Regions from separate parts of the Homo sapiens genome. Here region 1 is linked to region 2. A link is a loop called in an ENCODE intact Hi-C map of the cell type or tissue named here. Cell type or tissue: GM12878. All regions are shown on one strand. Each heading gives the region's core, and the rest is flanking DNA. Links, peaks and the distances in the headings are about the cores only.

Evidence for each region. Peaks named below come from ENCODE experiments on the same cell type or tissue, not always from the same donor. Only the 100,000 strongest peaks of a DNase experiment are listed, where the experiment ranks them.
Region 1: a loop joins it to region 2, with 2.2 times the contacts of the local background. A loop is called at or near these places in 10 of 110 quality-filtered maps.

Annotation. Positions count from the first base shown.
Region 1 is chr18:74,798,347-74,814,365 of GRCh38, reverse strand. All of the region lies in intron 4 of ZNF407 (zinc finger protein 407), which reads right to left. Among named protein-coding and RNA genes, the nearest start is that of ZNF407, 210 kb to the right of the region's middle. RefSeq lists enhancers at 7,188-7,237, 7,222-8,421. In GM12878, for the core only: no CTCF peak of the experiment used is centred there; DNase peaks (open chromatin) are centred at 7,105 and 7,435; H3K4me3 peaks cover 965 bases; H3K27ac peaks cover 1,997 bases.
Region 2 is chr18:74,861,819-74,877,837 of GRCh38, reverse strand. ZNF407 (zinc finger protein 407) reads right to left here. Exons shown (of 9, transcript NM_017757.3): 5 at 475-641. Among named protein-coding and RNA genes, the nearest start is that of ZNF407, 270 kb to the right of the region's middle. In GM12878, for the core only: no CTCF peak of the experiment used is centred there; a DNase peak (open chromatin) is centred at 7,417; H3K27ac peaks cover 1,671 bases.

The sequences.
Region 1 (16,019 bases), core at 2,902-10,901, 63 kb after region 2:
ATCATTAGAGGCCAGGAATTCAGGACCAACATAGTGAGACTTTGTGTCTACAAAAAGTAAAATCATTAGCTGGGTGTGGTGGTGCACGCCTGTAGTCCCAGCTACTTGGGAGGCTGAGAAGGAGGAACTTTGAGCCCAGGAGGTGGAGGTTACAGGGAGCTATCACTGCACCACTATACTCTGGCTTGGGCAACAGAGGGAGACCCTGTATCTTAAAAACAAAAACAAACTCACAAACAAAACCAATAAGGAGTATTATTTGGTCTCTGAACTTTTCTCAATGCTACTAAAACATGATTTTAATGTTATAACTAGAAATGAAATATGCCCTTATGCCATGAAGGGTAGGAACCACACATCCAACACAGAAAGCAGATAATGGGACATCCACTTACATCACTTTCCTTCTACTATTCCACTTACTAAGAATTTTTTCCATACAATTTTAAAGACTAATTAGTAAATTACAACTTCTCAGTTCCCTACAAAATTAGGAATTTCCACTTCCTGATAGGATATATAGATCCTGCAAACCAAAGCTGCTACTGCAACAACCAAAAAAGGGGGCATTAATTACAACCACCACGTCCTTCAAGATACTGAGTAAGCTGTGGGAGCTACCAGAACAAGACGAATTAGAGGAGGAGGCGGACAAAGGGGCCCTTGGAGCTAAGCTATGAACAGATGCCACCTCCTCCCCCATGTTACTTGGTGATTCCAGGTCAGCCACACATCTGGCTTCCCTAAGATGAAGGGCTCCAGTGGGGTAAGAGAAAATGAGCAGAAATACCGGCCCTCACCCTGGGCTGATGGGACAGAGTAGAAACTGGAGGAACCCCAGTGGCAAAGCAGGTCTTCCCACGACACTGGCTTTGATGAGGTGGTGGGTGTGGGGTGAAGGGGGTGACGCAGAGCGAAGTGTTCTGTGGCCTCACGGCATCATGAAGACAAATTCCCGTTTGAGCGAATGGACCTGACAGTGCCTCACCTCCATGGATCTGAAGCTGCGCAGAGTGTGAGCCTGAAGCACTCAGCCCAAGACCTCCCCAGAACACAAGGAGCCCTCATGCAGTCTCTGAGGGCTGAGGAGAGAGAAGCTATGCCCACCTGTCCAAGCTCAATCAAAAACACAGGATGTCCACAGGGACAAACCACACAGGGACCAAGTCTTACTAAAACTGCAAGCCAGCGCAGCACAATCTGCTGTGGACAAGGCAACCACTCCTCCCTTTTCTGCCTAACAGAGAAAAGGGCCATCCTTCTTGTCATATCACACCATCGGGGCCTGTAGACAGGCAAGGTGTAACCAACAATTCAGGGTAAAAATAAGTAAAAACCTTGAAAGAACTATGATGACCACATCAAAGAGATGAAATGAGGGACAAGAAATTGATGAAAAAATGGAGCACCGCAACAAAAACTGTAGTCTACATGAAAAAATCTGGTGAGCATTTTAGAACCAAATAACAAAATATCTTTCATCAAGAATTCATTGGATGGCTTAAAAGAAGGCATATCAAAGGACAGGATTACTGAATTCTAAGACAAAGTCATTAAAAAAAATCATAAAAACTAAAGAGTAAGGAGAAGGAACAACGAGAACAGATCATAGCATGAGAGACACGTGGGATCCACACAGAGGTCGAAAATGTCCCAGAAGAACAGGGTGAGGCAGAGGTAGTACAGAGAGAGGCAATGGGGGAAGTTTCAAAACTGCAGAAAAACAACAACCCCTACATTCAAGAAGCTAATCAAACCTCATAGAACGAACACACACACACACGCTCACACAACTTTCTCTCTCTCACTCTCACTTCACATTATAATCAATGTGTTGAAAACCAAAGACAAAATCATAAAAGCAGAAGTGGTGGAAAAAAGAGATGTTACCTTCAAAGGAATTATAGGTTATCTAGAAAAAAATAAACAATAATATGGGAAAACCAAATTCTGGCTGTTTTCTCTGGGTGTAGAGGGGGATTACATTGAAGGTAGTATATGTGAAACAGAGTAAAGAAGTCATTGTAAGCAATTTGCTAAGTAGTTTGTGTGCTATGTATTATAAAATGTGTATCTCATTTACATTTCACAACCTTCTCAAATAAATATTATTTCCTTTCACACACAAAAATTCTAAGCTACTGCCAGACATCTCACAAATCCTAAGTGGAAAAGCGAAGACACAAATCCAGAGCTTTCTGAAACAGCTCTCAGAGAGTCTGCCATGCTACTTCATGCAAAGACAATGGCAAAAGGATAAAGGCTTCCTAAAACAAAGTTAACAGAGTAATAGGCAAAGATTAAGTTCAATGAAATTTATTTATTTTTTTTTATTTTTATACTTAAGTTTTAGGGTACATGTGCACAATGTGCAGGTTAGTTACATATGTATACATGTGCCATGCTGGTGTGCTGCACCCATTAACTCGTCATTTAGCATTAGGTATATCTCCTAATGCTATCCCTCCCCCCTCCCCCTTCCCCTTACCCCACAACAGCCCTCAGAGTGTGATGTTCCCCTTCCTGTGTCCATGTGTTCTCATTGTTCAGTTACCACCTATGAGTGAGAATATGCGGTGTTTGGTTTTTTGCTCTTGCAATAGTTTACTGAGAATGATGATTTCCAATTTCATCCATGTCCCTACAAAGGACATGAACTCATCATTTTTTATGGCTGCATAGTATTCCATGGTGTATATGTGCCACATTTTCTTAATCCAGTCTATCATTGTTGGACATTTGGGTTGGTTCCAAGTCTTTGCTATTGTGAATAGTGCCGCAATAAACATACGTGTGCATGTGTCTTTATAGAAGCATGATTTAGAGTCCTTTGGGTATATACCCAGTAATGGGATGGCTGGGTCAAATGGTATTTCTAGTACTAGATACCTGAGGAATAGCCACACTGACTTCCACAATGGTTGAACTAGTTTACAGTCCCATCAACAGTGTAAAAGTGTTCCTATTTCTCCACATCCTCTCCAGCACCTTTGTTTCCTGACTTTTTAATGATTGCCATTCTAACTGGTGTGAGATGGTATCTCATTGTGGTTTTGATTTGCATTTCTCTGATGGCCAGTGATGGTGAGCATTTTTTCATGTGTTTTTTGGCTGCATAAATGTCTTCTTTTGAGAAGTGTCTGCTTATGTCCTTCGCCCACTTTTTGATGGGGTTGTTTGTTTTTTTCTTGTAAATTTGTTAGAGTTCATTGTAGATTCTGGATATTAGCCCTTTGTCAGATGAGTAGGTTGCGAAAATTTTCTCCCATTTTGTAGGTTGCCTGTTCACTCTGATGGTAGTTTCTTTTGCTGTACAGAAGCTCTTTAGTTTAATTAGATCCCATTTGTCAATTTTGGCTTTTGTTTTTGGTGTTTTGTTTTGTTTTTGGCCATTGCTTTTGGTGTTTTAGACATGAAGTCCTTGCCCATGCCTATGTCCTGAATGGCAATGCCTAGGTTTTCTTCTAGGGTTTTTATGGTTTTAGGTCTAACGTTTAAGTCTTTAATCCATCTTGAATTAATTTTTATATAAGGTGTAAGGAAGGGATCCAGTTTCAGCTTTCTACATATGGCTAGCCAGTTTTCCCAGCACCATTTATTAAATAGGGAATCCTTTCCCCATTGCTTATTTTTCTCAGGTTTGTCAAAGATCAGATAGTTGTAGATATGCGGCGATATTTCTGAAATTTAAAAACTAACTATGAGGCAACAAACAAAAGGACTCTCAAAACTAGAGAACAGAGAATACCAGAAGTTTAAAAAGTTAAAATGAAAACCACTAGGAATAAATAAAAGTGTTATCATGCCTGATCTGACCAATTACTTGAGTGGAAACAGAGTATTTTATCAAATCACATTATTTATTCTTTTCTCTAACAGTTTAAGACCAAGAACAGGATATGACTGTATAAGGCCACTCAGCTTTAAAATGCACATGAATTTCACAGCAGAATCCTACATGATCATTCAGTACATCAAGTGGTGAGATTACTGATTTAAAAAAAAAAAAAGCAAAGGTGCATCACCTTTGACGCTTAAATCTAAAACTTTTGGCACTCAGATTTAAAATATCCACACAAACTGCCTTCCTTAACAACTTGCCTTCTCCAGTCCACCGCAGCATCCACTTCATCTTCTTGACCACTAAATGAGCTCCAAAAGGTTGGTCCTCATCTCTCTCTCCCTTTCCCACTAGTTTCAGTGCTTCTGATCCCAGTGGAGGGCTCTACCTTCACACCTGGCCTCTACCTTCACTTCTACAATTACACATACAACTTCCAGTTCAGCATCGCCACTTGAATGTCTGAAACTACTTCAAACCTATCTATTGATTAGCAAAGACTGCTCAAAATGAGTTCCTCTCACAGTCTTTTGCATCTCAGTTAAAGGCACCATCACATCCACATAATTCCTCTTTCATTTACATCTCACATACAATCCATCCTTCAGCAAGTGCCATCAGCTCTGCCTTCAACATTTATCACCAATCTGACCACTCCCATTACTGTGGTGCTAACTACAGTCATCTCTCACTTGAACTAATTCCTTTCACTCCTTCTCCATGCTACGACCTTCCAGCTTAGACCTCCATACACTCTAATGGTACATGGAGACTTTGTATGTATGTGCAAAGGGTACATAAGCAAGAACTGTTTAAAATTACCAATTCCTGATCTAGACTCCATTAATAATCTTTTGTATTATCGATAAGCCTAAGAAAGCTCTTGAAGTATAACCATACGCCAGTTCTTCTTAACCACCTATTTAACTCACAACTGCCTTTTCCTCACTTAACAGAAGAAAGGCATTCTTCTTGCCCATCATCTACCTTGCTCCAAAGTGGAAAAAACCACTGGGACACCAAAGAAACCATCATTATAAGAAAAACCTTCTTAAAATCAAGGAGCCATAAACTGAAACCTAGAGATTTCACTATGCACTTTCCTAGTTTGTACATATTTCTATAAAGAGAAAGCATGACATTAGGCATAGGGCACTTGGCCCAAATTCAGATGTTCTAAATTCAGGTATACTGCAAATGGGATGCTGAGAGTGACAATAACTTTTGCTTAACAATTTTTTGCCTTGTGAATCCCGAACAATTATCAACCAAAGATATCACTTCTAAATGAGAGCAGTGTAAAAGAAGAGGAGGAAAGAAATATTAAAGAGAGCAGAATTTCATTTCACTTTTGCATAAAATTGCATGGCGAAGATGCATGCCGGATCTAAGAGTGGGATTACCTGACGTTTTGCTGTTTTTTTTCGTAAAAGAATCCTGGGAAATAACTTGTTATAAATCATACCCTATCTGCAGTTTTACTATGCGAGGTAAGAAAAAGAGCACTCTTATTTACCCACGGTTCGGTCTGTGTTAGCTCCACATTGTTTATGATTTGGAGGAGGAGGAGGTGAAAAATTCTACATTTATTCCCCACAGACCAATATTACATCAGTAAAAGAAACATGTCTCTGATATAATTTAATATTTTTATTTTCTTCAAAGAGGAACATTACCATTAGCTTTTTTATTGGGTACTATCCTTTGACTAAATGCCCATGTCTATCAAAGTGATGACACTCAACAAGCACAAGCACTTCTCTATTTATTCATTCTTACCATGTACTCATTAGAATTAGATTAACTTTAAAAAAAATGTAATTGATCCTATCATAACAACATATACAATAGGTGAGCATATGTACTGTTTAAGCAATATAGCTAATAATCATTAGAACTCTATTTGTAAGCCCCACAATTATAGTATCTCAGTAACATTTACATTTACCATTATTTTCCATTAGACTTTCCCTTATTCTAGCAATAAATTTCATCCATAGACACAAAAATTGAAATTTAAAAATTTTAAAGTCTCAGTAAGTCATTCAATTCCAATACCATTATACATTTTATGCTTAATAATTATCAAACTCTTTATAGACTTTGTTGTTTCAATCGTTTTAATAGTAATTACAATAATCCTTTCTACACATTTTTAACACTTAGAGCTTTATGAGCAAAGATACTAAAATATAAAAAATGCTAAGTGCTGGCCGGGCGTGGTGGCTCACACCTATAATCCCAGCACTTTGGGAGGCCAAGGCCGGTGGATCACCTGAGGTCAGGAGTTCGAGACCAGCCTGATCAACATGGAGAAACCCCTGTCTCTACTAAAAATACAAAATTAGCCAAGCGTGGTGGCACATGTATGTAATCCCAGCTACTCGGGAGACTGAGGTAGGAGAATCATCTGAACCTCGGAGGCGGAAGTTGCGGTGTGCCGAGATCGCGCCATCGAACTCCAGCCTGAGCAACAAGAGTGAAACTCTGTCTCAAAAAAAAAAAAATGTGAGGTGCTGTGGCATACTCCTGTAATCCCAGCTCTTTGAGAAGCTGAGGTGGGGGATCGCTTGAGCCCAGGAGATCAAGACCAGCCTAGGCTAAACATAGTAAGACCTCATCTTTTATTTTTTAAAAATAAAACAATTAAAAAAACCTTACATCAATGTATGTGTCCGTGAGTATGTACTGATACCCAGAAATGATAAGATGATCATTAAAATATGTCCACATACAAATACAATAAAATCTGTGGGGGAAATAAGGGATGTGAGTTCAAGAAGAAAAACAAATTTTCTGACAGTTAAAGAACTTATTCATGTACTTTTAAATGAATGGACGGTGGGAATCAAATCATCATGGTGTTAACATTCTATTGGATACATTTTAAAGTGGTACAAATATTACTTTACTATGTCAATTTTTATTCTACACTTGAAATTATATCCTGTCCAACTTCTGTACTTAGGATGAAAATACTCAGTTGCCAACAACTGGGGCAGGGGATACAGAAGTTTGAAATACTATCATAGGGGAACTTGAGCACCATACTATAGCATAACTAGTGTGACTGTTCAAAGTCTTGCTTGCCCTGTGAAAACCTTCCCATGAATATCCATGCACAACGAAGACTACCTCCATGACTCTCGGGACCCTGCTCATGTCTCTTTACAAGCTGGCCTGTATGTGTGTTACAGCCACAGGACCCTCCTTCAGCACATGCAGCCCAACACTTTCAGTTCCTAATTCAGTTTCACTGTACTTTCTGTTCCCTCCACCTAGAATACTCTTTAATGCTGCCTTTCTCATCATTCACGTTCCTACTCAGCCTCAGAATACAGGGACTCTCTTTGCATTACTTCTTGCAAATAATGCAGGCTAATTTGCCCGAAAAGCCTTAAAAAGGCTTCAGAGGTGCCTACTGTAAACAATCTATCTACAATCACCTGTTGCTTCCCGTTATTATCTCCATGGCATCTACTGCTTTCTGAAATTATTTATGTGCTTCTTCACTTACTTTCCAGTTCTGCCATAACAATGTAAGCTCTATGGGTAAGAAGTGTTTATTTTGCTCACCACTCCATTCTTAGAACCTAAAACCATGCCATGCCTGAGAAAATTTTTGCTAAATTAATCATAGGTGTGAGGTAAAGGTGACTCATAGTCCTAGAATAGCTTCTACATGTCAAGCACTCTGCTGGGACACTTACTCAGTCTCACTCTATTTACTCCTTATGAGAATTTTCTAAAGGGAGTATTATTCCTTATATTTTTAGTTGAATAAACGGAGTTTCAGAGGTTAAGTAACTCGGACAAATTGCATCAGTTAATAAAATGGAGGTGACAGGATTTAAACTCAGGTACTGGATCTTAATCATCCTCTGCTAGAGCTTTATCCACTATGACATGTTGTCATTTTATTTCCCTTACAGTATTTTCATTTATCATCTTGTTTGATCCTCACAACAGTCCACATCTTATCATATCTGCTTTCCAGAAAATGAAACTAAGGCTCTGAGAGTCAAAAAGCTATGTCCATGGAAATAAAGCTACTTAGGGACCAACTGGAACTCAGGTCCTCCACCCCTGGCTCTCGCCTTCCTCCTACAACCCCCCATTGGCATAGGCTAAAGCAGAGATTGGTGAATTACAACCAGGTTGACAGGTGAATCAACTTCCCAACATATCACACTGTGCCACTGTCAAAAGCTTGAGAGTTTACAACTGCCACAGACTTTCTGAGATAAGATAAAGACAATCAACATTAGCCATACTAAGGAAAACCTAAGTAATCCTAAGTAAGGGGCGCGGCCTAGCCAAGGTGTGGGCCTGCAGTCACAGCAGGCCCTGCGCCATCCAGCCACTGCTCCAGATTTGGCAGGAAACCTAAGTGCACACGTGATGGCTTGGAGTTCTACAAAGTATAATCTTACTCGTTTAGTATTATTTTAAGATATTTTCCCAAGTTCTAGTGTATAAGGATAAATCATTTAAAAACTCAAGAAAATTTTTAACAAAAAGAGTTACATCACTAGGAAAAAAATGTATTGGAAATAGTAAAGTCTGTAGAATATACATCCATAAGCTCTTCCATTAAACAAAGAATGAAAGAGGACGAGTCGAGAAGTCAAGTAGGAGTATCTCAATTTTCTCACACAACGTAACATCTTCATTTGCTTGCACAATGCTCAAATCTGTCTTAAAACAATGAACAATGAATGACTTCAAAACATTATAATCAGTTCCAGTTAAAATTGCAGATATAATTTATACTGACTCTTGTCTCTACCTATACCAGGTGGAGACCCTTTAACAGATGGTGTTCATTCCCACCTAACAATGATCAAACAGCAACAGGAAAACTTTGGTTCAGTTTAACAGAAGTCAGGTCTCTACTCCAAAGTATCATAAATGTATTGATAACATTCTTATATTTTTACTCTTCCCATTATAAAAATAAAAAGTTGTGGGGAAAACAAAAGATAATTATGGAATCAAAAAATCAGATAATGCTAGATTTAACAGTATGCTTATGTTGCAGTCTGCTACTAGACAATTTGCATTGAAAATGTAAGTAGGTATTTATCTTTATCACTACAACTATAAATAGAAAAGTGTAAATCAGACTATTGTGACAGTTCAACTGGAGAATTTAGGAGCAGAAAGCAGAAAGATTTTCCGCAATATATGAGAAATTCAATTATTTACTTAGGCTTAAATCCAAAATGTAATCAAATCTTAAAAATGCAATCAAAGATTTTTAAATAGCAGAAGAGTAAGATGAAAGACGATTATTTTCATTATAGAAGTTCTGAAATGAAAGCCCAAGTAAAAAGAAAAAGGAAACACCTTCATCAAGGTGTGTGACTATGTTCTAAAATAGTCTTTCATCATACAAAAATGCACCTCCTATAACACAGCAGAACTTCAACATGGGGGGAAAAAAGAGGTCATTTTTTAAAGTAAACTGTTGTTATAAGGTAACTTTTAATTTGTGCACATAATGTCAATTGCTATGGTGAATGCACGTCGGGTCACTGAAACAACGGTAGCTGAATTCAGATGTGACCTGGCAGCCCAGGTGTTCAGGAAAAGTGCTGTTAACAGTGAGGATTGATGATCTAATCAAACTGTCACAGCCAGATCCTCGGCAGGGTGGTTGGAAGGAGGTGGAGGAGGATAATATTCAGAAAGCAAGCACATGCTTAGTGTTACTTTAAATTGATGCTGACATTTTCAATTGTGAAAAGAAATTTTTTCCTAAGTAATATAGGAAACAACTCGGCTAACCTTCCGGAGAATATCAGATAATCATGGTAGGTTGTGGTACAAAAGCTAACTTCTCAGAAATGTGAGCACATATGAAATACAAATAATCAGACGTTTTAGAGACTGGCTATAGTAATCAGCATTTTAATTACTTTCTGTTTTCTTAGATGTATAGTACCATTGTGATGAATATCCTCTCCACATACAAACAAAGCAATGTATTTAGCCTGGTATTTTTGCATCTGAGTGTGAAATTTTCCCAAAAGGGTACAAATAACCAAGATCCATGTGCTGATTAACGAAAGACTTCTCTGAAGTCATGTGTTAATTAGAATAATTAATATGTTCCTTACTGAATATGCCAGGCATTTGTCACATGGCATGCTTACAAAAACTTTGATTGGACAGTCAGCTTTAAATAAACCCTGAATCATTAAGGGTTTTTTTTTTTTTAACTCATTGATGATGACAATTTTATAAAACTGAGTACTCAATTTTTAAAATAACAGTTCCTTCCAGAAAATCACTAGACTAGCCTACATTTGTGTGATGATTTACATCACACAAATGAATTCAAGTATGCAAAGAAGTACACAGATAAAAGGAAAAAAAAAAAGACAATGAAATATGTCTAACTTCAACCAAAATAAGTCCTCAGCCAATCCTCCCACTGCAGGTCCCATCAGTTATGAAAAGTGCTCACAAAGACTTTGGGCTTCAGAGGCACTCGACGCGTTCCTGTTGTTCTGTATTCCTGGCAACGTCCCGATCTTTCGATATGCAACCTTTACTCTGAAGCCAAGGACAATCAAGTTTGTTAAATTGCTTCATGTTTTCAAGGCACGTTGTAAAGCATTCTCGTGAACATTTTTCGCTCCGTCATTCCTGACCTTTTTGAAACCATGCTCCAGAAAGTATTAATATTGATAAAAACCACATTATCTCTGTCATTCACAGCTGACACACAGACCCAAGGTAACACAACACAGCTTCCCTGGTTTGTAAAACATATAAATGTGACCAAACTAGAAATACTAAACTTTCTCTTTCATGCGCAATCAGAATAAGCTTGTATGTTTTCTGGTAAGACTGACCCATTCTTTAAAATCTGCCTTTTCGAATTCTTTAATAAAATTTAGTAAGATATCAGAGAAATAACATAATGCATTGCAGAAAATCAACTTAAAATTGCTAAAATATAGGAAGAAAATATTCCTCTCCTAAAAATAAACACTATGCATTCTCAACAATGCAAAATGAATTTTGTCACTTTCAGTACTTTATAGAGAAAAATCCCACAGACACATTCTAGATGCCCATTGATAACCAGGTCCTTCTTCTCAGAAAACAGGAAGTTTCCAGGGTCTCCCTATCGATGACAGGACCAGCACCAGCACTAGCACTGCAATGAACCAGAGGGCTGGACCAACGGGGTATCCCCATTAGGGACGAAGTGCCAGGAAGAACAAACCCACAACCACCACAGTGCTGATGTCAGCCCCAAATCCATCTCCCCAAGAGCACGGGAGCAAACAGGTCTTCCCCTCACTCCAGTTAGCTCAGGATTGAGTGAAGCACTGAAATACAAGGCTGTTACAGGGCTTTCTTTTGACTCTGACAGGTAACAAAACTGGCTAAGGGGGTGGTAACGCTGGACTTAGCTCTCATTAGCTACCACCCTGGAACAGTCAGAATGAGTCTCAATATAATTATTTAAAAAAAGAAAGGTAACATTATAACCACTCCAAATTTATAACTTTTGAATTCTATATGGCCTGAGATACCCTGAAATTCCTACACACTGGCAAAGTTAAAAAAAAAGAAAAAAACAACAACAAAAAAACACATTCCTACTATTGGTTGGTTGATTGCTGGCTTAATGTCAGAACAGACTACCATATTTATCATTAATCTTAACTTGACAATGTATTGCAAACTTAATTATTACAGTTTCCCTGGAACATCAAAAGCTCTATAAAACATGCATATGCATTAAAACTAAGCGACATAAAAATATGCAATTTAAATATATTTAGTGTTACTGTTTTCTTCCACTGGATATCCACTATTTGTCAAACACTTAGAATATTTCACAAAATTTTCCGTCAAACAATTGTTAACAAAAAGGAAGAGTAAGAGAAAAATTTTCGAACTGACCTGAAGCAAAGCAAATTAGAAATTTCTCTGAAATCTTACAATTATTCTGCTACATAAAATTTGGATTTTAATATAATATTTTCCCTCTCCTTCCAATACATACAACAAAACAACTACCACACATTGTCGGTTGTGAGCATTCAGTGGAAGACTATTCATCTGCAACAAAATAAAAATGCCTTTTCCACAACAGTTCAAAGTGTAGAATTTACACTAGGAAAATAATAACTTGAAAAAATGTATATGTAACATTGTTAACAGAGTAAAAATGTACTATGCCTATTAACTAGTAACATCATGATTCACATAAACAATAGGTTAAAAGGCCACTAAAATTATGTAAACTCACATTTACAAATTGACATGGAATAATGCCCATAACATATAGACTAAATGCAAGTTGAAAAACATTCTGTAAATATATTTGTACGTAGTATAACTATATGTACATTTATATATACATGAGAATTGAGAGATGTTCATTGAGGGACATTACAGAAAGCTAACAGTGACTTTCAGTGAAAAGATTTGAGATTCTATTTATTTTATCCTTCATATTCACGTATGTTGGTTCTATTTTGTTTAAGCAAAGGAAAATTTTTTTTTTTAAGAATTCTGACAAAAATGAAAAGGAAAAGAAAATGGTTATTTTTTAAGGAAGAGCACTTTCTTCTAGCAAGGTCATGTGCTAACAGAACATTTTGAAGGAACTATGTACTTGGACGATTTCTGGAATGTTTATTGTTCATACAGAGTAATTCACACTCTCCTTTTGTCATGTTCACAGTGAGTAGCATCAATTTAAGCGGTAACTGAAAGAGGTTATAGGTGTCCACTGACACTACAAAACGCTCTTCCATGTGAAGTTCATAAACTAGCCCTGGCTTCTATATACCATACAGCTATCACTGGCAGCAAATGCACACCAACCAAGAGACCTCGACATGCATCTGCGGGTGTGAAATTCTGATCAAAACAATAAACTGCATTTGAACTACAGGTGGGATAAGTAGATACCTATAGGTATAACCTAATTAACTGTCTTTCATTTTCAGGATATAATTGAATATACCTGTAAGAGAAAATAAAAAATTAAAACTTAAATATCCAACAAATGATTTGAGGGAACATTCTATTTCAATCAGTTTCACTGATACCATTACATTGCCATTTTCATGGCCCACGTTTGTGATACTCGAAGTATATATAAAATATAAACAGTAAGTCTAGATTTCCATGAAAACACACTGATAATGAAAGAAAAATATAAATGAAGCCTTATGAAATTAATCTCATATATACTGATTTATAAAATTAATCTCATATACCTTGACAAAGGAATGTGACAAACTGAATGTTTTACATTTTTCAGGTACACAATCATTAATCATACTCAAGAGAAAAACAATTTAAAAATTAGTTGATAATTGATGATCAAGACAAAAATTCATAAGCACTAATGATCATTATATTACTATTTCCAAGTATTCCAAAAAGAAATTATAGAATATCACTAAGAGTATGGACTGCTTATTTTCTAACGGGGAAAGAAAACCTAACAAAGTGCCTAAATGTCTAGGATTGCTTTAAATTTATGGAAGAGACTCTTTGAAACATTTTATAGAGTTTAAAAAAAAACGGTATAATGAATCTGTCTGTTAACAAGCTATGTTTGAGTTACAAATAATGGTCATAATTATTTCCATCCTGAAACAATAACCTGACAAATGACATAAAAGTTATCAGTGATAGGGCAAATCACTGACAAATGAAGTCAAGTTATCAGAGACATTCAATGTAAAAATCGTATTAATTTCAGAAACATTTCCTGAGACACTGGGCTTCCATTCTACCTAGGAAGCAAACTAATCAAAAACTTTCAGTATATAAAACAAACTGAGTTTATATATGCTTCCAATGAGAAATGACTAAGATTGGCTTTAGGCTTCTCCCATCACGAGAAAAACAATTATCTTCGTATAATTCTTTTTGAACTGTTCATTTTTCTAAAAATAATTTAAATAATTAGGAAGGCCATAGATGGCAAGGAGAATATGAATTTTAAGAGGCAAGAGGTTAAACGTTCATTTCCGTTAAGCAAATCTACAAGAAAGCAAGCAAAAAAGACTGAAGATCTCAACAACTGGAAAAAATGTGGAAGAGGGAACAATGTGACTAAACTTTTGTTTATTGGAAAAAATCTGAAAATAAAAATAATATGAGAATAAAAAAGACAACAGCTGAATTAAAACAATAAAAGAGTACAATCTAATCAGCAAACTCAAAAGCAGGGGAATGCACAAAATTAGCATAAGAATAACAAAACTACAATAGAAGCATTAAGACCAAGAATTACAAAAAGCAGACCAAATTCAGAACTCACTCATGAAATTTAAGTAAGTCTATCTTTTCATTAAATGTGATTTGTGCTCAGGTTATATCCTTAGGAATATTTTTATTCCATGACTTTAAAAATGGAAAGACTCACTGTGTGTGTATACAAAGAATTGTCTTTGGACTCTCCTCAAAGATGAAAAATATTCTATTGTTATTCAAGTTATTGAAAGCCAGGACTCATCAGTGAAATGAATGATCAAGATGGACCATGTATTTTTGGAAAAAATGTAAGGTAACCAAAAAGCAATGGCATTGGTAGACTTTGGCTAATAAAATGGTTAAAAAAAAAAAAAAAAAAGGATTTTTTTTTCAACAACGGCAATACTGCTGCAATAGAACCTAAGAATGACAAATACATCTAAAACATGTTTGAATATGTAAACTTTGATTGAATATTCATCCTATTGCTACTTGTAGGATACAGGTGCATACGCATTCTCCAAAGCAGGACAGTATGCATATGTGTGCAAATCATTACAGTTTGCAGAGAAACACTGAATGCTAATCCAAACAATATAAATGCACAAAAGCACTACCACTGTCTCTACCTATTGCAAATGAAAAGAGATACTGACTTGTTATATGATATTTTTGCTGTCAATGTCCAACTTACTCCTTTTAATGTTTTCAGGTTATGCAATTCTTGGGACAACAGGTAATATCTAACATAAATCAATGTTACATGATTTCAGTTACTTTCATTCAAGTTTAAATATTAAAACCTGAAGTGCTAGAAATCAGGAATGAAACAAAAATTTTAAAATTTATCTTGAATGAATGAAATCTGAATGAATGTCAAGGGCAGGAATTCTCTCAAGGGATCCTGTACTGCAAGATTAATTCACATTAATGGAAGGTTTTCCTATGCCCACAGTGCTGAGACTGTTTCTGTCCTATGGGAAACAGTTCATGGAAAATACTGAATTTACATATTTCACTGTTATGTTCAGTTATTTTCCTCAGAAACAGCATCAAACCTCCGTGCTAAATTTAAAATGAATTACAATTTTGCTGAAGGTTTAATTGCTAAGTAATTTCTTTGAACAGTTTAAACAATTTACAATATTAGTCAACCTAAAAATTTGTGGGCAATCATATGGGAAAACTCATAAAACCACAGCTAAATTCTAGTAATCAAAGTTTTATAGACTGAAATAGCCTTTAACTAACAAATTATCATTATGATTTGATGTTAACTACATCACCATAGTTTAATTCATTTAAAAATATAAGACAAAAGGTAGTAAACCATTAGATCAAGTAAGAGATTAAAAATTATTTTAATTTCAAAGCATCAACACTATTATAAATCTAAACATAAAATCCAAAGATTCTGTCAGTCTTCTGGGAGTTCAAAGAGAAAACAATTTCTTTTGCAAAAATAAAATTAAGTTTGAAAGCAAGAAAAAAATCCTTGATCATCTTTCCCTAGTTACAAAATGAGCCCATAGGCCTAAAATAATAAAGACTGTTTTTCCTCCAACAAAGATAATATCCTTACTACTCAACCTATCACTAAAGTTTGTCATAAATTAATAAATCCCTAAAACAAAACTGAAAGAAAAACTGAGTTCTGCATCAGTAAAAGACTCCACAGTTACACTGAAAAGGTTGATTTAAAGCAGCGTTTGTTAAGAGTTTTATAATTTTAAGATTCACCATCATATATATCCCTCTGTAATTCAACCTCTTGCCACACCACTGAAATGAAAATAATCCCTCATCATTGCATAAATACACTGTGAAAAGACTAACTGGTAAAAAAATAGAATTGGTTATGTTCTTCCTACTTAAATTATATTAAATATATTCTTCCTTGCCTTCCTTTTTTTCACTGTTTCTCAATTTTAATAAA
Region 2 (16,019 bases), core at 2,913-10,912:
GAAGAAAAATATTCATGTGGTAACAGTTTCTTAAAACGGTACATAAAACCAAGATTCATTAATGTTCAAACATACTATGGAAATTCGTTTATATCAGTAACAAAACACAAGACTAGCTCTCTTTGAAAACTTAATCTCTCCATATGACCTTCTATAAAGATCTTCTAAAAAGACATGTTAAACACATACAAATATATATATACACATACATACACCATAAATGAGCTTCTAAATATAGACTTATTTTATGTAAACACATTCACACACAAGCACAAATGTCACTTTAAAATTGCCTTCTCACTGAAAAATAATGAAATGATACCATACCTATAAATACATAATTACCACAATCTTAAAGCAGGACATCATTTCCATTGATTACTATGAAGATGGGATAATTAATGCCTCTGTTCCCACAGTCCACCCAGTCTACCTCTGCCCAGCCTCCTGGGATAGGAAGGCGGCGCGGCACACCTGTGTGCGTCCTGTAGTGGTCTTTCATTGCGGAGGCTGTGAGGAATGAGTAATGGCACGTGGGCCAGGTACATTTAAACGGCTTTTCTCCCGTGTGGAGTTTCATGTGGTTGTTCAGGGCCCACTTCTCTGTGAAACTTCTATCACATAAGTGGCATGTAAATTTCCTGCATGAAGGAGAGAGAAAACAATATAAATATGGCCCGCACACCAGCACCGAAGGCCCCAGGCAGCGCGTGTGCGAACCCTGAGGTGCGGTGCACACGCAGCCTCTGCGAGGAGCACTGCAGGCCTGGTCTGTCATGTCTGTATAACCAGGCATTGATTTTTCTGTCGAGGCCTGGCACTTCAGCCATTTATTCTCTGCTTTGCGGTTGGGCCCAACGGGTTTGAAAAATTCTGTTACAGTCCAGTCACCCCTGAGGCAAAAGTGAGAATAGATTTCACCTGTACAGGCCTACACCACTTATCCAGGGCATGGGCTGTCAGAGCAAAGGCTAAATGAAATGCTATCCATACTCAACCACTCAGACAAGCCCTGCTGTCTGCTGGTGTGCGGCTTGTACGGCTGGAGCAGGGCCTCTCCTGCATGCACCCGGCGGCCTTGCAGCACTACGCTGCAGGGAAGAAAAGGCAAACCCCAAAGGTGTTTCCTGAACCAGGGGTCCTTCTGTGTGACCATGTGGGTACATAAAAAGGTTCGTTTGATAAAAATAAAAACAGATCGTAACTATACATTTTTACAAAATCAGTATTTGAGAAAAATAAACCTTAACTATTTCCAGTATGAAAAAAAAATACTGAAAATAACAAATTAGTACTTATACAATATAATATTTCAGGTTTACCATTTAAGACCTTTCAATACCTTTAATAATAAAGGAACTCTGAACCACCAACAGAACCTTGAATACTTCCTCTGTTTGATCTTCTGCCCCTGTTCAATTGCATTCATGAAATAGTTGCTAACATTTACTTTACATTTCCAATATGAGTTTAAAACAATCCCTGTAACTAATAAAATACTCTCCAGTTAATTCAGAATAATGAACAGTCAAAAGCAAAGTAAAACTCAATAATCAACAGTAAAATATTATAACGAGTTGACAAGCACGATGCCACAAAGATAGTGTCTGGCAAGCTGGGTTGGCTATCATAAATTTTAGCATTTTAATGCAATCAGAACTATGAGTTTAATATAATCTGTGCTTTAAATTATGATATGAATAAGGAGATGTTGAGTGTATACTTTCACATAGAGTCTTTAACCATACTTTTACAAATTTCCTTAGCCCCATAAGGGCTGATAAAGAATCCCAGGGTCCAAATAATTAACTTCCCTATTTTGAGGCAAATGTGAATTACCTTAACAAATTCATCACTCGGAATATCACAAATTCCCATGAATCAAATTATAAAATTGTCTTTTATAAAAATCTTTTATTCTATTTAGTTATATTTTCAAAAGGTAGATCTTAAATGTAATAGAAATAAAAATAGTTAAATATTTAAGAATTGCCATATAAGTTAAATGCTTCATTAATATTAAAATTGCCAATTTATTTATCTATATATGTAAAGAGATACTATATTTACACCCGTTAACATGGACTAACTTTGAAATTACTATATCATTGGATCATTGCTTACTAGTACTAGAGAATGACAAATATAACTAAATACTTGGATATGCACTGTAAAAAAAAATCACGTCCGTATATCTCTTTGACGGGTCTTCATGCATTTAACATTTCAAAACCATGACAGGGATCTTATTTCCAAGATAAATTCCCCTATCTACTTATTTCCTCATGTATTTATTGTGGCTCTAACCTTCTCCTACAAGAAACAAATAAGGAGGTTAAGTAGATACTATCTTTTAACAAATAGTTTCTCCAGATTTTATTACAACTTTATGAATGACAAAATAAATCCCTCATTTTTAAATCTACTGTGATGTACATTTAACAAAATTACATCTATGAAACCTCAATATATGTACTCTATTATTCCTATGTAATAAAAATGTTAAACTAAAGCTTGTGCCTGTCGTGAAATGACAAAAGCCAGATAACAAAGAACTAAGACCACCACTTGACTTTCAGAAAACCTCATGTGTTCTACAATTTGCTTTATGAAAATAAATAAGCTCATTCTGGCACTTAAAAAAGAACCGGTATTACCTATGTAAACTGTCCTTATAAAGATCAAGACGTACTTAACAATGGGGTGTTCTCTGGAACTACACAAATTCTGAGTCTCAAATATTCTAAAATATTTGCCTTCACACAGCAACTCAGTAAGACCTCTACCATCACCCAAGGGATCCTGGTCCTCCTGGGGACCTGCAGGAAGTCTATCACGAGGAGCCCTGGGCGAAACCTGAGCTAATAATGCATACAGCTCTATCTTGCCGGGTGAACCCTGCGAGAAGAGGGACATCAGTGTGTGTTCTGGCTGGACAGCAGAAACACCTGAATACCCACTGTCCCCAACACACTGTTCCACATAGCACAGAGAAATCAAACGAAGAGAGGAGTCAGGTTTGGCTTTCAAGGAAATTGCAGGCTACTAAGAGAAAAATCATTCACAAAAATAAACTTAATGCCAGAAAAAAAAATTAAATGCCATTATAAATTTAAAAGAAGAGCAATTACAGTGGGGCAGGGCAGATAAGAGAAGGCTTCCCAGAGGTGGCATTTAATTTAGACATTTAAAAACAGGTGACAACTGGAAATGCAGAGCTAGCTGGGAGGGTATCAGAGACGGGAGATGCACAGTCCCGGAGCTAGAGGCAAAGGTGCTGACAGGCCTCAACAGCTGTGACTCTTCCTCGCCGGCTGTGACTCTTCCTCGCCTGCCACCCCCCAAGGAGATGCCCCTCCAGCCACCAGGGATAGGGCCAAGCCCTGTGGCTTACCCTAGGCTAGATTCAATGTTTTAAATGCTTTTCTATCCCCACATGGTGGACTTTCCTGAGAGATTTCTTGCATAACTGAATTTACAGTATATTAAAGAGGTCTGTTTTGCAAAAATTCACTAGTGAAGATTGTTTTATAGGTCAGTTGAGGGATGTGCAAAGATGAATAATTAGTAATAATGTAAAGATTACAATCTGAGAGGGTAAATAACACAAGCACGCATAATATGATGGTATATGGTTCACCCATGTTCTTACGGCCCAGAAAATTGAAGCCCAGAAGAGAGAGCTGGGCTTCAATACCATCTGCAGTTCTTAGGTAACAGAGTGACTCTACAATGCTTACTACAAGTTCAAAACGCCAAACAGTGCTAACAGAATTGAAATGAAAAAGGGCAATTTCTTATCTTCCCTTTCCTTGGGCTTCACTAGATGTTTCTCTTGGATATAAAGAGATCTTAAAGGTTTCAAAAGGAAACAAAGTCACAAGCAAGAGAAATCAAAATGGATCCAGACTTCTCAAGAGCAACATGGGTAAACTCTGAATGTTCTACATAATACCTTTAGTGTCCTCTCAGCAGGCGTTTTCATTACAGAGTTCCTGGCACTGAGATGTCTGTTATGCTAAACTTGGAATAAGGCCCCTTCTCATGCACGTAGCTATGCCATGGAAGTCAATTACGAGTTAGTCTTCTAGCATAAATTTAAAAGAGTTCCTTTTTTTTTTTTTTAAGAGCCAGGGTCTTACCCTGTCACCTAGGCTGGAGAGCAGTGGTATGATCACTGCTCACTGCAGCCTCAGGACCTCCTGGGTGCAAGCGGTCCTCCTGCTGGGATTACAGGCTTGAGCCACCTCACCTGGCAGGATTTCTAAATTAAATAAGGGGTTCCTAAAATTCTAAGCACTTTTTCTAGTATTCTCAAAATATTTATGAGAGGTTTCTTTCTTCACTACTATGTGCGTTGTTTTTTTCATTAGCACCCTACTAAATGTGGGCTGACTCTGGCCTTAGCTCACCTACCTGCTAAAATCAGTGAGCAGAGGTGCAAGCCAGGGTGTTCAGCACATGCCAAGGTATTCCTTCTCTGAAATTCTCTCATTATATGATTGATAACAGAGTCAAAATGAAAATCCACATCTTTAGACTGAAAATTTTGAAGACAGAATACTAAATATCCTCATTGTCAGCTCTATGACAATAACTAGAAACTCTCACCTGGTGTTGCTAGATGTCATGAATAAAGTTAAAGAATAAGTAGGGAACTGAATTATGATTATAGGATTAATAGCACTGTCCTAATAGATATTTTGGCCTCAGAGAAACTCTGTGTTAGAGCATTTTTCTATTTTTGAATGTCTAAATATCAGACAAGTTATGTCAAAATATATAATGTGTAATTTCAGTTATATCTATAACCTTATGTTTCCACATTACTAAGGTAAGTATCCTAAAAAGGTGGCTTTTTATTCATCTTCTTCAAAATACATTATTAAATGTTATTTAAATTTTTTATATCCTTTAGGCAAAGTATTAATTCTGCTATTAAAAACTTAATGAAAAATAGGCACACATCTCACATATATAAAGACACAGGTATTTTAATAAAAGTGGTTTATTATTTTATTTTTTACCAGTAAGAGGAGTCACTAGTATATCTTTTCTTTTTTTTTTTTTTCTTTTTTTTTTTGAGACTGAGTCTCGCTCTGCCACCAGGCTGGAGTAGAGTGGCCCGATCTCAGCTCACTGCAACTTCTGCCTCCCAGTTCAAGCGATTCCCCTGCTTCAGCCTCCCAAGTAGCTGGGACTAGAAGCACGTACCACCACGCCTGGCTAATTTTTTGTATTTAGTAGAGGGTTTCACCATGTTGGCCACAATGGTCTCCATCTCCTGACCTCGTGATCTGCCTGCCTCGGCCTCCCAAAGTGCTGGGATTACAGGTGTGAGCCGCCGTGCCCAAAAAATATCTCCCCCATTAAAATTTAAACAATCTTAAATATCCGTCAGGTTGTGAGTAGACAAACAATGAATTTAATCACAGAATGGAATATTATAATACAGTGAAAATGAATAAACTAGGGCTACATTTATTAGTATGGGTTTTTAAAAATCTCAAAAAGGTGATTGTATTAAAAAACAAGTTGGGTGTGAAACTGTATCATTTATATAAAATGTTGCAACAAAATAAACAGTATTAAATATGTAAACCTAGGTCGTCCATGTGCAAAAGCAGGAAGATCTCACCACTGATCAGCCTGTGGAGGGGGGCGGGGCGGATGCTGAGGAGGGGGGCGGGGCTGACGGCAGCACAGTGCTAACTGTAGTTCTAAAATTTTGTTTCTAAAAAGAAAGAACTCTCCAGCCTGACCAATACAGTGAAACCCGGTCTCTACTAAAAATACAAAAATTAGCTAGGCATGGTGGCACGTAACTGTAGTCCCAGCTACTCAGGAGGCTGAGGCAGGAGAATCGCTTGAACCCAGGAAGCAGAGGTTGCAGTGAGCTGAGATCACACCCCTGCACTCCAGCCTGGGCAGCAAAGTGAGACTCTGAGACTCTGTTTCAAAAAAAAAAAAAGAAAGAAAGAAATCTGTAATAAATATGACTATATGTTAATATCTTCCAAAGTGTTTATTTTTGAAAATTTTTGTAATTCAAAATATTTTAATTAAGACAATCAAATATTTCTTAACTTCTCTATATGATAACTTGGACCAGTCTTTTCAAATTAGTATATGAGACAAACTCATATCTACAAAAACCACACCAGTGGGAAAGATCTGGTATGTTCCAAATGAAATTTTAATAAAAGAGTGAGCTAAATTTTATCAAAGTATTTAAAAATTATGTGGTCACTATCCTCTAAAACTGTGACAAAAATGTGTTGATTGACTAAAAATTACTGTAAAACTACACTAATGTTAAAAAAAAACTGACAGGTATTGCTTATCCTTTTGAATAAACAAAATATAGAACTATGAAAACAATGCAAGATTTATATAATTCCTAGCAAAACAGCTCAATGTACTAACGAAGTTTATAACAATTTCTAAGTTGCTCAAAGACTTCCAATTCACAGGCAGTTTCTTTGAAATAAAAGCCTTCTTTTTTCAAGATAATAATTTAATAATTATATGATAATATACTAAGAGAGGGAATGAAAATGAAGTGGTCTTTGCCTAGAAGGGTTCCCACCTGAATTTCTTCAGAGCTGCAACTGTATCTGAAAACAATCACTTCTGTGAAGAATGCAGCACACAGAAGGCACACAGGGACGAGCACTGCCGACCGGCCACCATGCCCAACTGACTCACAGGAGCGCCGTGTGCTTAGAAAGTGTCCCAAAAGACCAGAAAGCAAAATGAAGACACTCACAAAATCCTGCCACAGCAACAAATTCAGTATCTATAAGCATCATAATTGTGAGATACTTAAAGTATTTTGGGTCCAGGAAACATCTGAGTGAAATTACAATACTGCTTGTAGACTTTAAGCACACTTTCATACAACACAGACACTAGAACCACATTAAATATACCCAAATAATTCCATAGTAACCTGTTCACCATATTTCTATGGAGTTTCAAAATACTATATATCGTGCTTAAATTCAACATGCAACGTTAGATGGAAAATAAAAATTTCCCAATACTGTCTAGAAATTTAATAATCAAAAAGGTACTCTAATAGCTAAATAACAGTAACTGTGATAAGACCACAGTCATCTTTGACCATTTCCTTCTAAACATTTGTGTGTGTACGTGTGTGTACAAAGGCTAAATAAAAACCTTGCTCAATGAATGAAGTTACATCCAGACACCAAAAATGTTCCATGATAATACTAATATCTAGATCATTTAAGTTAGACTAGACTTTGAGAGTTCCTTGTTTCAGATTATATATAAAATGTGAGCATAATTCGTATTAAGAAGCCACAAAGACCTAAGAATAGAAAGGTTTCATTTACTAAATTCAACTCTAAGGCTCTAGTGTGGCTTCAAGACGAAAGTTGAAAAACCTCCCCTGAGGGCTTTTAAACAGTTCACCAGGGAGCCTCCTACTTAAGCCAAGAGTCTTGAGCACATTTTTGCCCTGAACAGGTGATAATTAGCCTAATTAACAGGCTAGATCCTTGTTAACTAGTTGGAAAAGAAAATTAACCTCACTCATGCCAAAGACTGTCATTTTTATACCTCTTAACATATCACTCAGGTTCTAAAAGCTGTGAAACATATTTTTCTAGCCCTTTCAATTCAATTCAAGGGTTAAAAAGCTTTTTGTCAAAATAACTTCTGGGAGGAGCATTAAGCAGAATATTAACCCCAGGCTGCCTCAGTCTACTAAGAACCAAGAGAATGACTCATTCTAAAAGAAAACATTCAAGGATTACAATTGCTGTGCCCTCAAAGACTTGATTTCATCTTTCAAAATCTCTGCTATGAAATTTTTCTTTGTCAAAGAGACCATCAACTCTGGCCAACCAAATTAATTTTAGCTGAAATTTTCCCCAATATACCACACACTATGCATCCAATACTCACCAGCACAATAGTATCTTAGATCGGGGTTAGGAAACTGTGTAAAGGACCAGATAGTAAATATTTTCAACTTTCGTGGTCATAAGGTCTTTGATACAACTACTTAACTCTGCTGTTGTAGCACAAAAGCATCATAAACAAATCAATGTGGCTGTGTTCCAATAAAACTTGACAGAAACAGGCAGTGGGCCTACTCTGGCCTGGAAGCTGCAGTTTACCAATTGCTGGATTGGATGAAAGTTCAAATCCCCCCACTTCTGCCCCTAAAAAAACCCCATCTATACAGGGTAAAAGAACCCACACTGAATGTTGTAGGCACACAAAGGTCCATTAAGCCCCATTCTCAGGGTTCAAGAAGTTGGTTTAGTTCTGAACTTATTCATGTTTCTTGCACAGCTTTAAAACTTCAACATGAGAAGAACAGGTGGAAGGAATTATACTGCATATGAGACCCATTCCAGTCAGAGGCTGCCCTGTCCTTTTTAAAACTACCCCCTTTCAACTGTATGGCAGGGCTGCAGGGCTTGGAAAGTTGAAACAATTTTAACTAACCATAGAAGTCAAGTCCTGGAGAATAAGACATATATTAAACTGCCACAGTTCTCTAGTCTGAGCTAAATGAAATTTTATTGCTTCAGGTTAGGTAAAAAGCCACTGGATTTATGTAAGGAAAGTTAAAATAATAGTTACTAATATTGGACTAATATTACTATTTAAAGAACAAATAAAGGGAATTTCTTTTAAGTCATCATTCTTACTGATATACATAATTTGAGCTAAAAAGATAAAATGTATTTCAATCCCCACTTACACCTTCATTCCAAATGCCTTAATTTCAATCTTTGGACATTTACTACACAATCCTAACCATCTTCAAATTATTATAGTTCAGCTACTTCTCTATCAACCAACCAATAAGAAATTATGTTTGGGGATTTACTGTGTGTCTAGCAATGATCCATGCTATGTAGAAACCTATAAATAAATAAAATACATCTATTCCTCCCCAAAAGGATCCTATGATTCAATGGTCAACACTAATGTCACTGAAATAATGAGAACATCAGAACCCCACAGTATGTGGGACTTTTGAAAAAGCTCTAAAAGCTGTTCAGAAAAAGGGTCAATACACATAGATTGAAATAGTTGAAAAAGGCTTCACTGTTAAGGTGGGGCTTCAGACAAGTCTCAAGGACAGAGCCAAGTGGTGTGATGGAAACAGCAGCGACTGAGACAAGCTCTGGGGCCCAGGCAGCCAGGTGGTATGCAAGAGCAGTGAGCCAACCATGCTGACGGGGGTTGTGGGGGAACAGGCTACATAGGACGAGCAATCAAGTTGCACAATTTTAAAAGTCAGATTAAAATGTTCTTGATAATTAAAGAAGTTTGGCTTTGGTATATATGACAAAAGCAACCAACAATCTCTTCTTTGTTTTTCGTTCTTTTTCTTTCCTATCATTCTTCGTGCTTGCTTTTCACAATTATTTAACTATAATTTTCTAAGGAGCTAAATGCAGCCTTATCTTTCCCAGGTGCCCATGATCAGAAAGATACAGTACATATGCATACAACCCACAAATATGTGTATGTCTATGGAAAAACCTCCTATAACAATGCCCTCACCCAAGATTTATGATGACATCGTTCTAACATGTGGCCAAGTAATGTACTAAACAGCATGTTAGCTATAGCAATGCTGCTGTGCTTCAAGCTATATACCTACACATGATACAAAATGTCATTTCAGAGAGCTGAGAACCTCTGTTTCCTTTGCATGTCAATGGAAAATGTTTTAATAACTTTTAAGATGACATTATTTTAAGATGACTATTCACAGCATTAGAATGAATTAACAAATATAACTACGATGGATTTTATCCATAAACCAAAAATAGGCTTACAGAAAAAAGAAAAGTATAAATAAAAAGAAATCAACTACAAAGTCAACTCTAGTAACATTATTTTCTTTTACATTTCAACATACTAAACAATATACTAAACTGGCATATTAATGGAAGCTATGAATAAAACCTGTCCCAATTCAACTTATTATCACAGTCTAACTCATCAGGAAACTGATATGCAGAGTTTGGAAAAGCCCTAGTAAGGAATTTATACTGTACTGATATAATAGTATGGCTAGAAAATATTTCATTAATATTACTGTATAAAATTTTACTAGTAAAAACATACATTATGGAAAAACACGGTATATCTGCATAGAATCAACTATCCCAAACCCTTTACTAATAAACCCGATGGTTTCATAAGAACAGTACTGCTCAGTTCATTTCATGCCACAGGTTCAGAAATCACATTTGCAGTCAGATACTCATGCTGGTGAGGAAAAAGCAGCTAGTAAGTGTCTGGCCTTCGGCAGCCTCTCAGAGCCTCAGAAGGACCATGGAATTTTTATTCCTGGTATGTATTCGAGTCAATATTTCTACAACATTGGGCACAGGACACGTGTTCAATTTTGCATTATAGTCCACATCATCAGTGCTCTATAAATATAAATTAAGATAACTATTCCACAAACTGTTTAAAACAGCAATAAGAAAGTCATAGTTTCTTGCCAGCAATTCGTGCCAGGTCAAACTCTCCAGAAAAGGTCTATCGTATATCGTATAGTTTACAAACAGTAGCAGTTTTCTAAACAAAGTTAATATGCCAAAGACAACACGGCTGATCATAAGTAGTGTCTGCATTAGACACAAAACACATGGGATTTAAATTTATTAACACTAGAATCCTGTTAGAACCATTAACTGACACCAGTGTATTTAACTCTCTGACCTTGGGACATTAGTTAAGGGATGACAACCATCACTATTTATTGTTAATCTGTAATGTGATTTTATGCAAGATTCAAACTATGGTGGATTAAATTTCTTCCTTTTTTTTTTTTTTTTTTTTTTCGGGTAGACACAGGGTTTCACTATGTTGTCAAGGCTGGTCTCAAACACAGGGGCTCTAGGGATCCTCCAGCCTCAGCCGGAGTAGCTGGGACTACAGGTACATGCCACAAGGCCCACTTTTACACTAAATATCAATGAATAAAATAATAAATGAATAAAATAATATAATGAATAAAATAAAATAATATAATGAATAAAATATAATGAATACAATAAAATGAATAAAATAATCAATGAATAAAATAATATTTCTACCGAACAAGTGGAAATTCCATACAAATAATTTTTTAAATTATATATATATATTATTTCTCACAAAATTGATTCTGGTAATACCCAGAAGTGTTTCATAGACTCATACAACTGATATACAATCAAATACGCTATGTTTGCAACTTATCCTATAGGTCTTTATGTATCTATTATGGATACATAATTTCAAGAAATTTGAGTACATATGCTAGATTTAGAATGGACTGTCCTCTCTGATGGTGACTGTGTGTGATTTGCTGCAGTTAGGAAGGGCAGCTTTCCACACTTAGGCATTTCATTGTCTTGGACTTTGTCATCATCTCGGCCTTCTAGCATGTCAGGATGATCTAAGGAACCATTTGAGCTCAAGGTAAGATTAGCTAGAAAGGTTGAGATGTATTACCCAGTAATCCCAGAGTTCAGTACAAAATTGACCCTTTCAGAGACCTTAGTCCAAAGAGCCGCAGTTACACTACACTTCTAGAGTAAATATCTTGGGGCATTTGTGCACTGGAGCATCACCAAGATGCGATTTTAGTGCAGTAGACCAATTCAACATAGACACAGTAGAACCCGACATAGATCACAGCCTGCTCTAAATCATAATATTCTGACATGCAGACATATTGAAAGATCATGTTGTAGGGAGTTATTTGTTCCTTGGTAAATCGTAAGTTCAAGGGAAAATACAAAGATTGAATTAACATAAAAACAAGTTTTATGGTTTTAAAGTTAAACTGTGATGCAACTGAGAATAAGTAGTTAATAAAATACTATCAAGTTTTTCACTGTTTCTGACACATGCCTCCACTAAGCAATGTCTTTGAGGTAACTGGCAATGAAACACAAATAAAACTAGAGAATACACACATATGTGAGGTATCATTGGGAAAAACCTCATAGAGCAAGCAATTACATATTAATTTAGCGTACTTTCACTACAAAAGAAATTTATTTTTAAAATTGGATGTGTGCAATTATGAATTTTTTACAAAACAGATTTGCAGATTTAATCTACTTCTCATATATTCTAAGTTATTTTGAAAAGATAAATTCAGATAGACATCAATAAATACTGGATATAGATCATTTATACTAATTTTTCAATACCTGCAACAAAAGGCCATGTGGAATAACATTATCATTTATTATGTACCTTCCAGCATTCAAAATATTAAACTAAGTTTCTTTATAATATTATTAAGTGCATAATCAAAACTGACTGGAAGGATGTAGGTGATAAAATATATTTATATTTGGCATTAAGTATAGTGTTAGGGAAGCTAACATAAACATACAGAATTAACTGAAGCTATCAAAATGAGGTTAACAATTAAAGGGACTTTTTCAATTATGGGCAAGGAAAGAATAAAAATGAAAGTTAAATCGCTTGCTAGTTTAGATATTATGATAAAAAGAAAACAAAACCACACAACTGTTTACATTGCTACTGTCTCTCTTTTTAAAACATTTTTCAGATGGAAATGAACTGATGTCCAAGAAATTACACACACACAAATGACAACTCCTCTTTTGGCTCTGAGAAGGAAAAGCAGTGAAAGTGACACCAGGGTCAGCTCTGAGCGTTGGCCAAGTACCTGGCCAGGTGCCTAAGGAGAGTCCCAGGTGAGTGGTGAGTACAGCATCTGCGCAAAGATAGGAGCAGAGGCTTCAAGAGATGGTTCAAGTATTCACAGATGCAGGGAACTCATATTAATACATCCCCCTATGGAGCTGACAGCTAATTATAGATATTGTTCATTACAATTAAAGAATCTTCTCTTAGCAGTGAGTAACAACACAATCACCATATTATAGGACATGGTTCTAGGTGCTCAATGGAAAAAATATGTCAACAAACTTTAGAGACCAGACAGGCTTTCTCTAATGCCCTATCTTTGCTTACGATTTCACTTGTATTTTCTACATTACGCAAGCATCCTCATCTTATTGTGATCTTATTTGCCACTCACAAGTTGATACAACACTGCCTCATAAACATTAACACTTCAATTATTTTCTACTTTCATATTCACACACTCCCTAAATAATTCGAAATAATGCAAGGTAATATATTTTGATTTTCATTCTTTGGTATCATTTACAGTGCCTATCAGTAAGGTCATAAAAATTATGGATTAAGAAATGTTCATAAAACTCAATAATTTTACATAATTAAATTTTATCAAAGGCTCAGGATGTGAAGAGAAGTGTTCTGATAAGTTATGTTCCCAATGACATATTCAAAACTGGAAACCAAACTGCTTGAAGGAGGTCATGCCACAGAAGTGCAAGGGATACCAAGTCTGACACCACCTCAGCTGTGTGACAGTGGCAGCTTACTTGTTTTTTCAGCCTTAATTTCTACATGTCAGTCGAGTTAGAATAAATTATCTTCGAAGTATGATCCAATAATAAAACCCTATAATTCTAATTTCCACTAACCTTATACCAAATCCAGTCCTAGGATAAGGTGTAGTACGACTCTCAAACTTCTGAAGGCATGTTACCAAAGGTTATGCCTCTCCAGAAGAAGAAGGAAGGGTTCTAACGAAGAGTAATCAAAGAGTAATCTTTGAAAAAACTAATCAATCTATGTGGCTGCAGCCCAACCAACCATCATAATTAGTGAACAATTCTATCTCAGTCATATTTCCTGCCCATAGAGTCTACATGCACTCCAAATGCTATTTAATTATCCTCAGGAATAAAGAGACCTGACTTGCAGGAGACAGAGGTTTGAATGTTTCTTTATTATTTAATTTGTCTAAGATAGTTAAAAAAACAAAAAAACAAAAATAAGAAAATAACATTACAATAAATTACACTGCCAGGCATAACTTTATAATACTATAAAACCAGAGGTTCAGATATGCAAAGGTGGTGGAATAGTAACAGCAAAAGAATAGAGAATACATGCTGTAGCCAACACCCCAATTAGGTTCCATCATGCTTACATACAGTAGGTGCTCAATTATTAAACTGAAAAGTCTCATCTAAAATTGTGAGACTAGAATAGAAAAACATAATAGAGTTGTTATCTTCAGTAAAATAACTTCTGGTCCTTTAATTCGCTGCAGTCTGAAAAATCCTTAATAAAAAGATAGTAGCAATATAAAGAATGGTTTTGTTTTCCTTTCATAAAATCTAGACTAGCAACTAGTCAAATAAAAGGAGACTTATGGTGTATAAATAACCAAAAGATAAGGACAAAACATTCCACTGGAATTCACATGATGCTATTCACAAAAACAAAAGAGCTAAGAACTGGAGGTGGTAAAAGACAGAAGAAACACTTGTCCTCATGTTGACAAACACCTCATGGAATATGTAGAGATGTGTGTTGTATATCTCCCCAAATTTCTAATATTCTGCATAGCAAATAAGTTTATATTAATTACTGATATTTATTATTCTTCAAAATAATACGCAATCAAGCACTAAGGAATACATACAATGTCACTTACAAGCAGAAGAGGTGGAAGTATGAAATACCTAGAAAAAAAACCCAAGTGAGCCGGGTGCGGTGGCTCACACCTGTAATCCCAGCAATTTGGGAGGCCGAGGTGGGAGGATCACCTGAGGACAGGAGTTCAAGACCAGCCTGGTCAACATGGTGAAACCCCATCCCTACTAAAAATATAAAAAATAGCCGGGCGTAGTGGTGTGTGCCTGTAATCCCAGCTACTTGGGAGGCTGAGGCAGGAGAATCACTTGAGCCTGGGAGGCGGAGGTTGCAATGAGCCAAGATCGTGCCACTGCACTCCAGCCTGGGCAATAAGAGCAAAACTTCATCTCAAAAAAAAAAAAAAAAGTGAGAAATAATGAGAAACTTTTCCTCTGGGGAACACAGGCAAAAATATTAACACATTTTAATTACTATAAAGTAAACAAGTCCTCTGACTGAATTCTAACTTTTACCTGAATTAACACAGATCTGACCAGGGACTAACAGGATGAATAAGAGTTGGCAAAAAGGGAAGCAAAGCTGAAGAAGAAAAACTTCAGAATTATCAAATTTTAGGATGTATGATTCTAAAATAAATTTATTTGACAATTTGGGAGATTTGACTCTGACAAGTGACAAAACCAATTAAAATTTGACAAATTATGTGGACCCACTATCATGTATTAAAGTAATAAATAACTTCGATACAGTACTACATAAATGCATTTTATATCTTGGTACTTCGGCAAACAAAACAAAAAGATAGCTACAGCTTTATAGTAAAAACAGCAGAACTGCAATTATACATTTATTCTATAAGGTTAACATCAGGGTTTCATAAATGTATGATTTAATTTTTTTTTATTTCTCTCCTATCACTGTTGTTAAAATTCTCAGAAAAACATTTGGCTGCTCCCAGACATATCTGGCTACTTACAGCATCTGTAGACCCAGGGAACTGTGTGTGCCACACTCGATCCAACGTGCAGCCAGCTTTCCTGAGTGAGAGCTCTGGCGTGTGTTCTGTAAAGTTACCGGTCATAAAATACTCTGCTCTAGGACCTAGGTTTCCTCACTGCTTAAAATAACCAACAATGTTTCCATCCATTATTTGTAGTTAACAAAGGAATTATGTATTGGATAAAACCAAAATGAAGATTTTAATAACAAATTTAAACAATTTTAGAGAACTTTTAAAGAAAATTCCTAAAGTTCTAAGTCTTATCCAGTGGGTATCAAAGAAAATACTATTCACAATTAATATCTAATGAAATATTAATCTTTAAATCATGGAAAGATATTCTATTCTCACTAAGCACCTATGAAAACACTGAATTAATCTGTAACTCTATGTGACTTGAAAGTCATAAATTCAGAATTAAAAACTTCAATTTATCCTCAAGAGTAGGATTTAATTTACAGATTCATAGTTAAATATCCATATTCACAAAATCATTACCATTTACAGT